Linked DNA regions of Homo sapiens: region 2 is linked to region 1. Evidence: chromatin loops called from intact Hi-C (ENCODE). Cell type or tissue: dorsolateral prefrontal cortex. All regions are shown on one strand. Links, peaks and the distances in the headings refer to the core of each region. The heading gives the core; the rest is flanking DNA. Region 1 overlaps LINC00845 (long intergenic non-protein coding RNA 845). Region 2 holds the start of LOC105378323 (a long non-coding RNA gene).

Evidence for each region. A loop is a pair of places that touch in the nucleus more often than their neighbours do. Peaks named below come from ENCODE experiments on the same cell type or tissue, not always from the same donor. Only the 100,000 strongest peaks of a DNase experiment are listed, where the experiment ranks them.
Region 2: it touches region 1 in a loop (4-fold over the local background); 2 of 110 quality-filtered maps call a loop at or near these places.

What each region holds. Positions count from the first base shown.
Region 1 is chr10:61,022,161-61,027,160 of GRCh38, reverse strand. It overlaps LINC00845 (long intergenic non-protein coding RNA 845), which reads right to left. Exons shown (of 2, transcript NR_108052.1): 2 at 744-1,369. Among named protein-coding and RNA genes, the nearest start is that of LINC00845, 8.4 kb to the right of the region's middle. In dorsolateral prefrontal cortex, for the core only: a CTCF peak has its summit at 2,219 (motif pointing left); a DNase peak (open chromatin) is centred at 2,248; H3K4me3 peaks cover 334 bases; H3K27ac peaks cover 3,763 bases.
Region 2 is chr10:61,095,168-61,101,777 of GRCh38, reverse strand. It overlaps LOC105378323 (a long non-coding RNA gene), which reads right to left and starts at 2,844. Exons shown (of 3, transcript XR_945997.2): 1 at 2,734-2,844. In dorsolateral prefrontal cortex, for the core only: no CTCF peak of the experiment used is centred there; no DNase peak of the experiment used is centred there; H3K27ac peaks cover 3,287 bases.

The sequences.
Region 1 (5,000 bases), core at 1-5,000:
AATAGGTGGAGCCATATTCTGAGTCTTTTATACACCTATCCGTTCAGTTATATCAAGTAAATATTGCCGTTAGTAAAAAGTATGCACTGTTTTCTGAATCACTGTGCCTGATGGCATTCTTTTGTAAGAATGTCAGCAGCCTAGGATCCATATCTTGACCTTTCAGAGCAAGAGCCCAACTTACCACCTGATTGTGCTACTTAGACTTAACTACCTACTCATGTCCATGTTCCTGAACGGTTTCCTCCTCTGAGTCTAAGACCAGACAGAATCAATGATCAATTAATAATTGACAGAGCTCCATATTCACAAGCTGAGTACTAACTTTGGCTATGTGGATTTAGATTTGGCTCCTCTCTGAGATACAAGATACTGTTTCTACTTTCAAGAAAATTACAACCTCCTGGGGAAGTCAACACAAATACTTGGAAAGTTAAATAACCATGCAAAATATAATAACAAGGTTGCAGTGCAAAAAATATCAAAGGACAGTAACTGGTTAAGTGTTAAGTGAACAATATTGAGATCAGTAGTTTGCAAACTGTGCTCCAGGTAACCCCAAGTGTTGGGGTGGGAGTAGGGTAGCTCTCAAAGCTGCACAGAAAATAAGAGAAGTATCAAATACATCGAGTTTCAGCCCAATCCCACATCCTGGCTTCCACCTCCACCACGGTCACTCTCAGGTTTTTTTGGTTGTTTTTTTTAATTTTACTTTCTATAGTGGATCTTCACACACACAATTTCATATCAGAAAAGGACCTTGAATTTATTTTTTGAGCCACAGATATATTTTTAAATGCTATAAGTTTCAAAATTACATAGTATAATCACTATGATCTGTTGTGGTGTAAGGTTTCTTGGTGAAGGAGCAGTGAAGACTCTGCAGATGTAGATGATTTGTGTAGTTAGAAAGGTTCCAGTTAAATGATTTCATAGAAATAATAACAATAAAATAAGAAGGGTGACTTAAGAGGCATCATCTTGGAGAAAAGTCAAATCAAAATCCACACTGTCATCATTTTATAGGAGAAATCCATGTACAAATACATGTATAAATATCTTTCTCTAGGAAAACTCGAGGAGAAAGAGAAGTTTCCTAGTAAATGAGCAGAGATTTGACTGGCCCAACAAAGAGTCTGTGTGGGTGCAGTTCCTGGCTCAGCTAAGGCAAACATGACAGCTAGATCAGTTTCCGAAAGGATGAACGGGTGTCCTGGCTTGCCAAAAACCACTGGAATGGCAAAATAGGAAAATTGGGTCTTCTCTCAAAAACGTTTTACGCTTGAATTGAGTAGACACCCTCCAGACAGAAAGGTAAGCCGAGGACACTCTATGAGGCACCATTTCTCTCTTCAGCTGACATCAGGACCTAGGAACAAATAGAATATCAATTCTGCTGTCATTGACTGAAGAGATAGAATGGGAAGAAGTCAAATTCATTCCTCTCAGCATTTGCAGTCAATAACAATGGAATTCATGTGTATTATTTGAGCACAGGTAATGTGTTGTTCTGTTATACAAATAGAGCAAAATAATATACCAAGTTATCATCGGTATTTGTTATGGACCACATGTTTTTGTTCCTCCAAAATTCATATGTTGAATACCCATTCCCCAATGCCATATTATTTGAAGGTAGGGCCTTTGGAAGGTGAAGCTATCATGCTGGGATTAGTACCCTCATAAGAAAAAGGATAGAACAGCTATCTACAAGCCAGGAAGAGGATCCTTATCAGAACCCAACCATCCTGGCACCCTGATCTCAGACTTTCATCCTCCAGAACTGTCAGAAATAAATGCTTATTGTCTAAGCTAACCATTCTATGGTAACTTGTTACAGCAGCCAGAGCTGACAAAGACAGCGAGCATTCTTGGGCTGCAAGCACAAAACTGAAAATGCATAATTTAAGGCAAAAAAAGAAGAAAAATAGAAGAATGCAAGAGTTTCTTGTAGAATTAAAGATGATGACCAACCAAACCTCAGAAAGGACAAGAATAGGGCTGAGATTTGGGGAATCTCAGCTACAGAAGCCTGACAATCTCCTCTCTAGCAAAAAATCCAGGCCATCAGCGATCATCCTTAGAGGGTATTGATCATGTGCCCTTGTGGATCATACTCATCTACTGAGAACTCTTAAGGCAAAGGAACATAGGTTATAATGAGCTCTTTGTGTAACTTCTTTAAAAAATTGCTCTTTCTAATTAATTGTTAGACTGTGAGCAAAGCCAAAGACCCCTAGTGGCCACAGTAAAGGCCCACAGCGGTTGCAGCAAACAGTGCCTAGAGCCCAGAAGAAATTTCCTCTGTCCCGGTATGGAAGCACAAAGAGGGAATCTGGGTCAGGAGGCAGGCAGTTCCTGATAGTCAAAGAAAAAGATGAGAATATTATTAAATATAGTGTGAATACATAAAATGTAACAACACTTGAAACCAAATAGCAACTCTCTCCTTGAAAAAAAAATTATATTGCTTTCTTGGGAAGCATATATCTAAAATTATAATTCAGATTGCTTTAGGTTCCACTCAGAAACATTTTGTTAAAAGATTGCCTTACATCAGATTTGAAAAACATAAGCAGACTTTTACCAAATATAGACACAAGGATCATAAACTGAAAATAGAAACCATAAGACAGACTCTGGAAAGGAAGGGGATATTGACATTGTATTATACTTGGCAGTAAAGAAATAGAAATCCATAGTGATTTACAACCTTTACATAATAATAAAGAATTAACTGAAAAAATATTCAAACTATCAGAAATAGCAAGACACTTTTTAGCAATAAGTAAGAAAGAAGATTTATTTAACTTTGGAGGGGTTTGGCAGAAAAGGACTAAAATGAGAAACAATAATATTACATATTAACTTTGTTCTTAAACATCCACATTTAATGTATCAACTTTGGCTGTTGTTATATGCCTTGGCAATTCAATAAAGTTACTGAAATGGAAAATTGAAAAATTTTATTGTGATTTTTCCAATTTCTCCACTAGTGGAATAGTTTAATAATAAACCATTGCATATGCTTACAGCATTCTCATTAAAATGAGTGAGCTATCATTTTTCTTTCTATTCTTAGTTATCAGCTACTTTATTTACCAGTGCGTATTAAGTAGAACACAAAGCTCAGCTAACCGTTTTTGGAGGTACCTTTTGAACAAGCAACTATTATCTACTGAGAAGACATCGAGTTTTTAAGCTGGAAGGAGCCCTAATAGTTTTATATTACATATGTCACATTTTAAATGAGGAAATTGAGGCTCAGTGAGATTTAGTAACCTGTCCTAAGTCAACAGCTACTCGACGGCAGAGAGTCACGCTTCCAGACTGTCTTATTACAATAACTATCCTAGAGTCCTAATTTTTTTCTCTATCAGCTGTTGAATATAGGCCTACAGATTCCTGTGTGGCAAAAGAAGAAAAAGGTCAAGAAAAAGAAGACAAAGAAGACATCCTTAATTTATTAAGAGCCTACTTTAGCCTTATCACAGGGAATTGTAGTTTGAAAAAAAACAATTCCATTTGTATTCACCTCTGACTAGGCATGGAAATTTTCCTATTGGATTTATAAAACTGTCCCCAGTTTTTACATTTTTTAACATTCTACAAAATGTCTCTCGGCATTCACATCAGATTCATGCAGAATATTGATGACTCTCTAATTTGTAAGACAATATCTTCATAGAGTTGCATTAATTCCTTTGTTGGTCTTTGCAGAGTAAGTCTATTTCTAATCTGGTACCTGCTATTAAGCTGCTCATATCACTAATTTATTTTCCTTTAAAATAGCCATTTAGGCATGCTTTATTTGGCTCAGACTCTACATAAAACATTTATGTTAACTATTAACCCTCCTGAGGCAGTGGGCTTGATCAGAAGAGGAATGGCTTGGAACTGAAAGAGCCAAAGGTGGATCCAACTTTCAGTTCAGTTGCCAATAACCCATGTAACATTGAGCAAATCATTTATCTTCTCTGAACATTTTGTCTTGTGTAAAATGAAGAAGGTCAACTTTATGACCCCTAAGATTTAAATCTCTGTATTTCTAAATTGATTATTTTTAAGCCAAGCCTAACAACAATTATTATGCTTGTACCCTAAACTTACATCCCATTTGCCCCTATATACCTGGTTCATATTTCAGCTCTAGCACTGAGACAAGAAAATAAAATACAATATAGTGTGATGTCTCTGTTACTACACTATGAACCCCATGAAAGGTTAACTCATTTTTATAGGCTCAATGCCTGGCAGAGCAGATATTCTATAAATGTTTGAGGTATGGACGAATAAAGGAATTATTGCTACAACTTAATAGTAAGAAGAGCTTAAGTGTATGATTTAACATTATCTCTGTAAATAGCCCAGAGATCATAATCCTGAATCTTATCTGAAGAACTAGCACTTACATATAATTTTGCCTGTTCACAGCATAATGGACTTCACAGTACATCTCTTAGAGCTTGAGCTCTTCCTGCCTGATCACATACTCTTAACCTTCCTTCTTGACCATAAGCTTTTTGAGAACAAGATCTGTGTGCCTGATTAATCCTACAGTTGCATACCTATTCAAAGCACTTATGAAGTCTTCCACCAATTTTAACTGATTAAGTGAATTTAAAATAGTGGTCAAATAAAATAAATGATGTATTTGTAACAAAGTACTTTTTTCAGGGAAAAAGGTTTGGAACAAGTTATCAGTGACGATAAAATTCTGACTTGTTACCCTTTCACTCTATATTAATCTTAAATTTTCATCTCTGAAAAGAAATCATTTATTCCTGGTTACTTTATTTTTCCTTCATATATGGTCAGTTCATAATGAATGTATCCAATAAGATCTCACAGAGCAGAGAAAGCATGAAGCCTGTGAAATTTCAGCTGTGATTCCAAAAAACAGTCTTAATAGAATTGTATTTTCATGTTTTCATTTTATATAAAATGCAGTGTTGTGGCATAAGCATTTCTCCTGACTTGCATGCAAATTATCTCTGTGT
Region 2 (6,610 bases), core at 1,611-6,610, 73 kb before region 1:
CTGTGTGTTTGGGGGCAAGTTATTAAATGCCCCAAGACTCAGTTTTCTTATCTGTAAAAAGAGAAAAATAATAATATCTAAGTCATGGGGTTGCTATGGACATTAAGTGAGATAACATAGCTAAAGTTCATATTCCAATCTGCCCTGCTTAAGAATCTTGCTAATTCTAGATGCCTCCTGCCATCAGCCAGCAGTTCAAGAGCAACGCGGGAAAAGGGTCAGGCTCTGCTAAAAGAACCATGGAAAGTTCCAGAAAAGCACATATGCATCCCAGTTTATCTGTGGACTGGGGAAGAAAGGGGCAGTAGAGTAGTGTAAGCTAAAATGGTGTAATGAGTGGGAGATGTTCACCCATAAATCACTCACCTCAGGGGATGAGAGGCAGTACTATGTGAAGGTAAACGAGGATGATCACTGCTACCAAGGTGACCCCAAGAAAATCCCTTTGGGATGAGTGACACTTTCCAACCTAAATGATCCTGTACTTGGCATCATTTGCAGTGTATATACATAGATGTTACAGTCTTATATTTAGAAAAAAATGGGTAGCTGGTGGCCGCTGACCTTCGCTGGCCCAGGGTGACCACCTTAAATCAAGAGCTTGCTATAACACAGCTGAGCTTAGCGATTTTAATGAGAAATCTAGTCCTGCTGGATTACTGTTCCTGGGACACATCTTGTCAGCAATTCCTCAGGAAATTATTCAACCATCCCCAATTGCAAAGAAACAGATGGCGTGCTGGAAAAAAAAATACTCTGAAGTGTATGCGCTGGTAAAAAGCAAATTTAAGGACACAAAGGCCAACACTGAAACAAATACTAAAAGTACTTTTTCCCTCAGAAAAATGGTCTTGCAGATATTTTTGTTTTCCCTCCCCTTTTAAACTGTGAACTGTGCCAGTCATCAGCTTGAATACGCAATGGAGAGATTTGTTTGACATTTCAGAGGCATTTAACAGAGACAGCTTTTTTTAATAATATAGAATAATACTGATCAAATGTTTTCATGGAAGATCAAGTTTTAAAATTTGTATTAATGCCCTGCTTTCTTTCTTCTAATATCCTTTAACCAAGACTCTTGGATCACACTCTATTATGCCAACTGCCCATTAAGAAATGCTGAACTATTATTAAAAATTATCATGGCACCTGAGAAAATAGCAGTGTAACCCTCATGAATATTAAATCTTTTCATAATGATCAGTGTTATTACCATGAATACTAAATGTTATGAATTCATTGCAAATTCATAATGCTTAGTGTGAACACTTGGCCTGTAACCAGAAAGTCTGAATTATATTTGGCAAATGTTTGAATCAATTTTAGTTATAAAACCAGAAAAAGAGAAATGGATAAAACTTTCGGTCTTCAGTCTCAGAGGCCAGTGGGTCTTAGGACTCTTGCAAAAGGAATGCCAGTTGCAATTTTCAAACATTTCATGTCAGTGTTTAAATCTTTTTCAGAATTCCCATTCCTATTTAATTATATCCCAGAGAAGAAGAGTTGGAGCATTATTAGGAATGAGAGACTAGCACATTCAGCTCTTAGTCTGTGACAGTACCTACATGGCATTAACTTTGAGAGTTTAATACTACAACATAGCATGGAAGTGATTATGACCCTAGAAGAAACTTGCAAAAAATAATCATGACAAAGCCTGCAGTTATTACAAACAAAGCCAATTTTTGGTCCTTACACCTCCCACTGAAGCAAGCATCAACAAGTTTTGCTCCAATAACTGAAATGCACAGCTACACAAAAACAAATATAAGGAGCGTTTGTTATGATTGACTGATCGCAAACCTTTGACCATGTGTTTTTATAATCACATGACATTCAGGCAAATAAAACTGAATGATTGATTCTCAAGACATTCCAAGAGCAGAGTAACAAACAGCGGCTCTGGCAAATGGATCTTAATGGAAATCTGATGGGAAAGTGGATCTCTCTCACGGGGGTTCCTGCTCAAAAACTGTTGGATGGTTTACAATAAACTGAAAATCTACATTTCATGAGCATCCCTTAATGGAATCCCATACAGTTATCTTTAATAAGTAGGTCTCCCCATTCATGTTGTATGATCAAAACTCATAACAGCCAGACTTTTGAGTTTGCATTCATGCAAAGGAGCTCAAATTCAAATTCTCTCCTTGAAAAATACATTTCAAAATCCATAGATATCCTAGATGTTCAGCATCCTTCAGGGGTTAAAAGCATGTACAATATAGATTTTAAGTACTATAATTTTATCTGAATTAGTTTAAGTGCCACCTGCAATTTTATTGAAAATATCCTAAAATATTCTTTAGGAATTAGAAAAGGTTTTGATTGATGGGCAGATTTAAGCATCTCATAATTTCCTAAAACATTTTCTCACAGTCCTTAGCACTAATTCTTTAAGGTGATGAGGAATAGGAGACAGATGCTAATTTTGCCTCAGGGAATTTCTATGAAGTTATAGGATGGCACTGAAACTGCAAAACAGCAGGATTTAACTAAACAGAACATCAATCAGTAAAGAACAGTATGGTGTGCCTGGAATCCATTCAGAACTTCCTCAGGGCAGATTCCAAGATATTTTTTTCCCTCTAAATTTTAAGTCTCATAAGTAATGTCTTAACATTCTTCCAGTAATTTCTTACATTATACAATCACGGCCAACCAGGTGGCTCCCACAAATTACTAAGCTAACAGTACACTAGCAGGAATTATTGGGCTCTTCAGAATAATTACCCTGCATTCTTCTTAAATTTATCCAGATTCCTTTAGCATCCTCTGAATCCCTTTGGTTTCAACAACACTTTCTCAACAGTTTCAGAAGTTCTTCAGAGTCTGAAAGTCCCAGAGTAGAAGCACAGGTAAAAATTTTTCATAAGTTCCCAGAGAATCAGGAATAACATTTCTAAGTTCAAAAATAGCAAATGTGAGGACACAAAGGCCAATGCTGACACAAATACTAAAAGTACTTTACTTATCAAGGCTAACAAACTGTGTGAAATTTTAAAGCAGTACCATGGGGAAAGAAAAATTTCAAAATCCCAGTTTACATGAATTCAGATGAAAGAGTATGTTAGAAGGAATAAAAGGATCTGATTTTGATTCCTGGGTCTTTCATGTAAAGTGAAAGATTACTTGACTTTTCTGGGTCTCTGCCTTTATCTGTAAAATGGGGATAAATAATTACATACCTTGCAGGATTGTTGTGAGAATTAAATGAAAAATCATTTGTAAAGCACAATGGCAGACACGGAAATTTGGCTTAATAAACATTTATTTTCCCTAGGATTAGAGGGTCCTCTCATAAGTGTTCTTTTTCTGTATTCTTATAGAGGGCTGGGACAGGGACAGCCATTTTTGTTAATCTCCTTTTTATAAAGCCCCCTCATTAAATGATAGCTTCTCTTCTTTATCAGAAATTGCGGACTGCAAAGAATAGACACTCATTTAAACTAAGCTCAAATAAAGCAGGGAGATTGGAAGGATATGGGGAAAGTGCAAGGAAAGGTCTTTGATGACTTAGGAACACAAATGTCGTGTGACCAAGGCAACTGCTCTGCTTCTCTCTGTCTTTCCCTCTGAAGCCAATTGGTCTCTCTTCCCTGCTTCTCTTTTCTTGTCTCCTTTCCTCTCCTGTGTCACTTTGAGGGCTCTTCTTATTAATCAGGAAAGCATGTGGCTGAAAATATACCCTGTCCCAGCCCTATTACTACATGGTAGCTGCATGTAAGCATGCATCTTCCTATGAGTACACACTCAGAGTCTTTAACATCAGACTTGCAAGACAAACAATACGGCTTGTCTCTGGCAAACTGAGTTGATCTCTATTCTGATAGATTGTGACAGGAGGGGGAAACAGAAGAAGCAGCTACTCAGACCCATCCCTTCAGCAACGGCTATGACTCGGGGCAGTTCCCAAGGAAGAAAGTGTAAATTAGGGATGCAACCCAAAGAAGGTCAACTCAGCTTCTCAATAAGATGTTATCTTTGGCTTTGTTTCTTATGCCTCAAGAGCCCAGAGATATTGGTAAAGCTGCAGCACAGTGCTGTTGGTCAATGAGCATGCATAGTTGTCATGTCTCTCAAAAACTAAGATCATGAACAACTTTGAAAGTCAGGCCCTAAGCAACTGCAAAGCAGGTTCATGTTGCACTGGTTATCCCTTCAGCCCATTCATCTTGGGTAGTAATTTCTACCTGTTTCATGAGTGAGATGGAATACTCACAAAACGAGTTGAGTGAAATAACTTTATTACTCACAGGTAGGCAACAAGGGACAGTAGAAGCCAATGATTTAAGACAAGCCAGTTTTCCAAGGCTCAGGAAAACTACACGGGGCAGAGGGAATCTTGTCTGTGCATTCCACATATCATACTTCAGCTGAGGGACCCTGAAAAGTAGCCCACTCTGAGTTATATACCCCAGGATTATGTGACACGCTGAGCTACAGTGTGTAAAATGTCTTGTTCTGGGAAGGACAGAAACAAAGCCCAGGGTGTTTTCAGCCAATTTCTCTTTATATTGAGACATTGCATTCCCAGCACATTCTACAGTTTTTCTTGAGAACTATAAATGAGAAAGGAAAAGGAAGTGGGTCAGTCCAAGGCTATTCAGATAACTGTCCCACAACAACCACAGAAATTCTCAAGCAGCTCCAAAATTAGAAAATAGTGCTAAGCCTATTGCCTTTCCCATTTCTTCTCTCACCTATTGTAAATATGTCTAGTCACTCCCACACATATATTGCACACAGTCACCCCCTTGCACAGGTGTACCCACAATTCACAGTCTGTAATGAAGCCTTCTCTTCCTCCCTTAACCAAACATTTTAAATCCCTCTCCTTCTTTCCAACTACTTTACTTAACATTTCTTCTATTCTTCCTTCATTTTCCAGTTTTTCAGCCCTCAATTCCATCCAGAACTAAATTGGGATCTGTATACAATACTAAAATCAAGTTATAGTAGCTAAGTTTTATTGATAGATGTCTAAGGGATATCAGGGATAAAATAGATGTCTAAGGGATAATAGGGATAAAACAGATGTTACCTTGCTTCATTTGTTCTAAATCAAATTTACTCTTGTGCTAAGCCCCTCACTAATCAGAGAGTTAATAAATTGAATCTTAGACATGCAAATGTTCTTTGTAAAAGTTTATGGAAAATTATGACACAACTATTTATGAATTTCAAATTTTTTTGCACCAAAATAAACTCATACTAACTTGTTATAACATGTCTAAATAGGATTTAGTTTGAAGCACTATGAAGGATAAGAAATCACTTTGAAAGAGACCCTATCATAGCAACATTAATTCTGCTAAAATTAAAGCAGAGGTAAACATCAAGTTTATAAGGAAGCTTGGGTGGAAGAATGGTGAAATTGTTGGTGCTTCACAGTTTATGAGGACAATGATCCAAAGAAATCAGATTACAAAGGGATATGACGTTTTAACAAAGAACAAGGCAATGGTGAAGATAAAGCCCTCAGTGACAAACCATCTACATCAGTTTGTGAGAAAAAAATGCATCTTGTTTGTGCCCTAATTGAAGAGGACCAACAATAAATAGCACAAACAATAGCCAACACCACAGACATTTCAATTCATTCAGTGTGCACAATTCTGACTGGAAAATTTAAGTTGAGCAAAATTTCCACTTGATTAATGCCAAAACCATTCCACCAAGATTAGCTTCATAAAAAGAGCAGAGCTTTCAATGGAAATTTTAAACAAGTGGGATCAAGATTCTTAACCATTTCTTCAAAGAATTGTAACAGGAGATGAAATGTGACTTTACTAGAACAATCCTGAAGACAAAGCACAATCAAAGTAATGGCTACCAACAGATGGAAGTGATCCAGTCAAGAGCAAAGGTTACGGCAACAGTTCTGTGGGATGCTCAAGGTATTTTGCTTGTTGACTTTCTGGAGGGCCAAAGAACAATAACATCTGTTTATTGTGAGAGTGTTTTGAGGAAGTTAGCCAAAGATTTAGCAGAAAAATGCCTGGGAAAACCTTCTCCACCATGACAATGTTCCTGCTCATTCCTCTCATCAAACAAGGACAATTTTGTGAGAGTCTCAGTAAGAAATAATTAAGCATCCCCCTTACAGTCCTGATTTGGTACCTTCTGTTTTTGTTTTCTAATCCTAAAAGAATCCGTAAAAGGCACCCATTTTTCTGCAGTTAATAATGTGAAAAAGACTTTATTGACATGGTGAAATTCCCATGACCCTCAATTCTTTAGGGATGGACTGATATCATCGCTTCTAAAAGCGTCTTGAATTGATGAAGCTTATGTTGAGAAATAAAGTTTACATTTTTGGTTTTTATCTTTTAATTACATTCTCCATGAACCTTCTGAAATCCTCTTATATTTAGGGAGTTCTCCTTCTCTCTAGGGAGTTATTCAGTAGAGCCAGAGGGTATATCCAATCTTTAAATTGGTGAAAGAGGACTCTTTTCTTCAAACCATCATGACTGTCTTTGAGATGCTTGTTAGCCAGGGTACACACATTCATACACAAACACACACATTCACACATAAATACATACACACACTCTAGGCTCTCTGAAGGCAAGTGTTTCTCCCTACGTCTTGCTAAGCTTGGGCA